2 separate regions of the Homo sapiens genome follow, and region 1 is linked to region 2. The links are chromatin loops, found by intact Hi-C in ENCODE. Cell type or tissue: GM12878. All regions are shown on one strand. Links, peaks and the distances in the headings refer to the core of each region. The heading gives the core; the rest is flanking DNA.

Evidence for each region. Peaks named below come from ENCODE experiments on the same cell type or tissue, not always from the same donor. Only the 100,000 strongest peaks of a DNase experiment are listed, where the experiment ranks them.
Region 1: a loop joins it to region 2, with 2.5 times the contacts of the local background. A loop is called at or near these places in 5 of 110 quality-filtered maps.

What each region holds. Positions count from the first base shown.
Region 1 is chr5:90,367,748-90,370,681 of GRCh38, reverse strand. No RefSeq gene overlaps it. Among named protein-coding and RNA genes, the nearest start is that of CETN3, 41 kb to the left of the region's middle. In GM12878, for the core only: no CTCF peak of the experiment used is centred there; a DNase peak (open chromatin) is centred at 1,632.
Region 2 is chr5:90,305,951-90,308,884 of GRCh38, reverse strand. No RefSeq gene overlaps it. Among named protein-coding and RNA genes, the nearest start is that of LINC01339, 17 kb to the right of the region's middle. In GM12878, for the core only: no CTCF peak of the experiment used is centred there; no DNase peak of the experiment used is centred there.

The DNA.
Region 1 (2,934 bases), core at 216-2,715, 62 kb before region 2:
ATGAGACATTGAACTGTGGTCTTTTGAGTTCATGCTAAAATGAGTTAAGACTCTGGGAGACTGTTGGGAAGGCATGGTTGGTTTTGAAATGTGAGAACATGAGATTTAGGAGGGGCCAGGGGCAAAATAGTATGGTTTGGCTGTGTCCTCACCCAAATCTCATCCTGAATTGTAACTTCCACAATTCCCATGTGTCATGAGAGGAACCCAATAGGAGGTAATTAAATTATGGGGGTTGGTCTTTCCTGTGCTCTTATGAGAATTAATGAGTCTCACAAGCTCTGATGGTTTTAAAAATGGGAGTTTCCCTGCACAAGCCCTCTCTCTTCCCTGATGCCATGTAAGATATGCCTTTTACCTTCTTCCAAGATTGTGAGGCCTCTCCAGCCACATGGAACTGTAAATCCAGTAAACTTCTTTGTTTTGTAAATTGCCCAGTCTCAGGTATGTCTTTATTAGCAGTGTGAAAATGGATTAATACAATATATTAATAGTTATTCCAAAGTTCCAGAATTTATATGGCCTCAGTTTTGTTTTTTTCCTTATGTTTATAGTTTTATTGTAGCAAAAGGATACAAATCAGAATTAGCCAAAAGAAGCAATGTATAGGTCTAAGAGGCTCCCAGACATAAATCTTCTGGTGTCTTCTCCTCATGGAGTCAGAGATACATCACCCTCCTGGCACCCTCCTGCCTCCTGTGTAGCAATACACAGACTGTTACCATCCAGGGAAGCTTGCCAAAGCTTCATTGTTCAGAGTGTTTATTGAGGTTATATTATGTAGGCATGACTGATTGAATCACTGGCCAACATTGAACTCAGTCTCCAGGGCTCATCCTCTCCCTCATCAAGGTGATATCACATGGCTCAAATCTCCAACCCTCTAATCACATGTTTCATCTTTCTGGAGTAGCCACCTGTATCCTGAGTCATTTCATTGGCACAAACTATCTGGAAGCCCACCATAAGTCACCTCATCAGCATAAAGTATCAGAGCCCATTGTGAATAACAAAGACACGCTTATCACTTGGGAAATTTTAAGGACTACCTTCTAGAAACAGGGGACAAAATCCAGCCAAATTCTTTATTACGTATAATTCACATCACCTTTCCCTGTTCATCAATACTATTTCAGATCTTAATTCTTGGTAATGTCAATCACATACTTTTTCAACATTTTGATCTTTCAGTTCTTTGAATTTGTCTCCTTCAGTGATTTTGCCTTCCCACTTACCTTAATCATTAATTCCTATAGTCATAACTTAGATCTTGACTAATTACTATAACTTCTTCATAATTTCAATTTCATGCATCCCACTCTCTGACAATCACATGCTATATTTCCCTCTTTCTCCTCTAGTACCTGGACTCCAATAATTATAATTCTTTAACCCCATTAGGAACTTTAATCCATTGATCTTTCACCATTTCACTTCTCAACATCTTCATATCCTCTCTCCCTTCCTTACTTAGCTTAAATCAATTATAATTCCCCCTTGCACATTCCCTTGATACCATTTTGGCTTTCTTGATTCATTGTCCTTGCTGAGCCAAAGCCACATTCCTAGTTAAATCCAACCTTCCACTTGTTCCATGCCTGCACGCATGAAGCTGAATGTGGTTAGTAAAAAACACACAGTCCTACTAATGGGTTTCATTTTAACTCATGATCACAAACCTCAAGTGCAACCCTAATGCTGCCTAGTAACCATGCTATACATCCTTAGTCCAGGAATTGGGAGAACAAATGGATGATTATTTCACACTTCTTTTCATATCATACTTCTAATACTTTCCATTTCTTTCTCAGCTAAAGACTTTTCTTCCTACTTTACTGAAAAAGTTGAAGAGAACATCCATAGAATCCCATAGTCACATCTATAAGCATTTGCATTCATGTCCTCAGTTTTTACCACTGTAAGAGAGAAACTAGAATTACTTAATTCTAAAAACGCTTTCCTGAAAAGAGAAGCTTTGGCCACAATTACCTGGTCCAATTAATAGTGGCCCATGTGACCGTGTCACTGAACAACATATGGCTGATATGACCCATCTCTGAATGAGATGGAATATTCATTCTAAGAGAAGGAGGCTGACACAGTGCAATGTATATGCTTCAGATAGCAGTTGGAATACAGTATAGTAAGTTCTTTACTTAATGCTTCTCAAAGCTTTGTCTTCATCTTCAGCTCTCCTGAATTGGAATAACTCCAGTGTTCTACCCTAGGCATACATACTAAATTTGAGTGAAATTTCTTGAAGTGGAGTCTAAGAGTTTTTCTTGTAGCAAGTGCATTAATTGATTCCTCTATACAATAAAGTTTGCTCTATATAGTAAAACAGAGTTTGAAAGATTTCCAGTGGCAACCTTGAATCTACAAAAAGGATTTACTCATTCATGACTAGTTAACCAAACATTACATTAAAACAAATAATCTTCTAATTGTTTTGATTAATTAAAGCTTTATTGTAATATGTTTGGTTGATTGATTCTATTTTAAAGATTCTATTTGTACATTTTAGTCACACAGTGAGTGAGAATGAATATTTAATGACTGTTTTTTTATGAGCCAGGCATTATGCTAAGAGTGAAACAGTATAGAGTGAGCAATGTAGTCTAGAACTCAGGCATCCTTACTTTTAGTACAGTGCAATTTGTGTTGGTTTTGCCTATCTATGGTTTTTTTAATGTGTGTGTGCCTTTCATGCGGTTTTTAGTTCTAATATAATTAAAACTTCATTCAAATATTTTGATTTTATTATTTTCAGATTTTATTAGGGGTGTTTCTTTTTGTGGTATAGTAGAAAGATCACTAGCTTTGAGATCAACCTGAATGTGAATTCCATTTCTGCCACTTATTAGCTAAATGTCTCAGCAAATTTAGTAAGTTCTCTGAACCTCACCATTTTCTCATCTGTTAAAAGGGGATAAT
Region 2 (2,934 bases), core at 207-2,706:
CATACTTTTTGAACGGGTAATAAAATGTGAAATTGGTGATAACACAAATAACTGGAAATGCATATGACTGTACAACAAAATGCAAAGAAAATTGGTTGATTAATGCACCAATGTTAGTTTCTGAGACTTTCTCTAATGAAATTTTCTAACTTTAGTTACTCAAACATTCTTTTTTATGGTTTTGGAAATAGGCTCCAAGGTTATAAAAATTAACAATAATATTAACTTTAGGTATAATGGGTATGCCTCAATTCTGATTGAAAATTAAAACTCTTTGGAAAGAGGTACTAAAAACAATTAGTTAACATTTTCAGATATTAACGTAAAGTCCTATGATTATTAAAGTAATATAAAATGTCAAAAAATGTGATACTGAAAAGACCCTAGCATTATGGTTAATCCTAAAACCACTCTGAGATTTGAAAAAATGTGTTGTAACTGTTAAGGTGTGCAATTTTAGGCTGTGTTAGTTGAAGCATGGTGTTAGCCACGCTTATACACTTTAATAGGGACATTATCATATGAGAGTGTCAAAGAGAAACTGGGAAGGTATAGCGTCTGGAAAGTATGTTATAAGAAAACAACTGAAAAATCTTTGGTTTGGAACCAAAAACCTGGGTACGTGGAAGGAGTGTTTGAATATTTGAAAACCTATCATGTTGGGGGAAAAATAGACTTTTCTTTTTTTGGCTTCGGAATATTCGGTAGACAGCATGGGGCTGCTAACTGTTGAAACAGGGAAAAATTCTGATAACAATTAGATCCATTCAACAAGGAATGACTATTACTGTAACTCCTTATCACTGACTAAGGGCACTCAACGATAATCCAGATTGAATGATCATCTGTCAAGTGTTGTAGAAGAAATTCTATTACTAAAAGCCTCCTAGAGCCCTCTATTTCTTAAGTTTCTATATCTACTTTCAGATATTTAGTGACAGGCAAAATAATCAAGATGAGTGATTGCACTTTTACTTTTGCATTTGATTTTTTTTTTTTTTTTTTTTGCAGAGGAAGTCACTGTTTGGCACACTCAAATTGTTAAACAGGCTCTTTCATAATGTTTTAAAGTTGCAACTACTGATAGCCATCTGGTTATGAAACTAAATGTGTTAGACAAATGAAATAATAAATATCTATGATACCCTGTAGTCTGGATTTTAGGAAGGATCACTGACTTAATACTAAAAATCATGTACAGAAATGAATCATATTATAATAATAATTTGTTGCAACATGCTTCTGGCTTGTTTTTCACCAGAGTTTTTCATGCATCTGATACCTCACAAACACTTGGTTGAAATGACACTCAGATTATTAAGTCATGTTTATGCTTCTGCCAGTTATTTGGAGAGACTCCAATCTTCCCAAGTGTGTTTTCCCTAATTTGAAAAAGTGACTTCATTTTCAAATGAAGGATTTTTATGTGAATCACACTGTGGAATTATTTATCACTATAAGACAATATGTCTACATTACATTGATTTACTTTTATAATTAACATCTACAAATTAAATAGCAAATATAATGGGAGCTTATCATTTATGTTCATTGTTTTTTGTGTGTAATATTGGCTTATTTTTCATTTAGTCAACATTAAAAAGCAGTGGCCATTTTATTTAATTTTTTTCTTTTTTAGCAAGAGGGATAAAATGAAGGCAACAATAGTACTTGAATTTTTTTAGTTTTGTGTTGTTTTGTGTTATCATTGAGAAAGAAGGGTCCATATTGTCTTGAGAGAGAACCTAATATAGCTTTTATGTCCCCGACTACTATAGGTGCTTATTTTCAAAACAATTGAGAAATGATAGAAAAATACAGATACAACAAAAGGTTTTAGGGATTAGGTTAAAACTTTAAACAGAGGCCTTTAGGCATTCATTCTTGGACTGGATTGTATTCTCAGCAATTTATTTTAACCAGGGGCAATGGGCAGAGTTGCCCTTTATGCCACACTTTTATTCTCTATAGTAATAGGGCCTTTGGGTGAGGCCATCTACACATTCCATAATATAACTATTATTGACATAAATGGAGTGGAGCATACAAACTATCATTCATTGTTGAAGATCTTATGATGTTTGTCACTCACCCAGACTTCTTGTTTACAGTCTCTGTGGACACAGTTGGGGTTTTAGCATTAGTCTGACTGTATGTATTTTTCTTCCTCTAAATTGTAGTCATTCCCTTGTGAATTCAGTTCTACCCCTGAGGTTACATCTCTCATTTTACATTAGCAACACACCATTTCAAATATTTATATATTCAGGTTTTCAGCTGTCTAGGGAAAAATAGTGTATTATACACTTACCTCCTTTTTACCTGCTCTATTTTTTTATTTGAGTCCATAAATGCAGGCAGGATTGCTTTCCTTTTGCAATAAATGGAAGTAGGCATTAAAAAATATCATCCAAAAGATGAAACTTGGCCTGTTTAATTCATCGTAAATTTTGAGAAAGGCTTAAAAAGGACTGAATTAAAAACATTTTTTAACAGTCACATGATTCAAAATGAAAAACTATGAAACACTACACCATAAAAATCAGTCCTTCAGTTCTTATCTTGTACCTGCTCAGTTCCCAATCCCACAACGTAGCCACCATGAGGTTTTAAAATATGCCCTTACAGACTTTTTTCATGCATATATTTGCTATATAGATATTTTTCTTTACTATAAAACTGTCATTATATTATATATACTCTTGTATTTTTTAAAACTTAACAATATACTACTCAGATATTTTCATGATTATGTAGAGAAGCTTTTCATCCTTTTTTATAGCTACATAATATTTCATGTTTTGATGTGCTTATGACAACTGGTCTTCTGTTGATGAATATTTGTATTGTTTCCAGTTTTTCATTAATTCAGTGCACAATAAGTCACTTTATTTTTACATTTGTTCCACACTTGAATGATGATATCTATAGAAA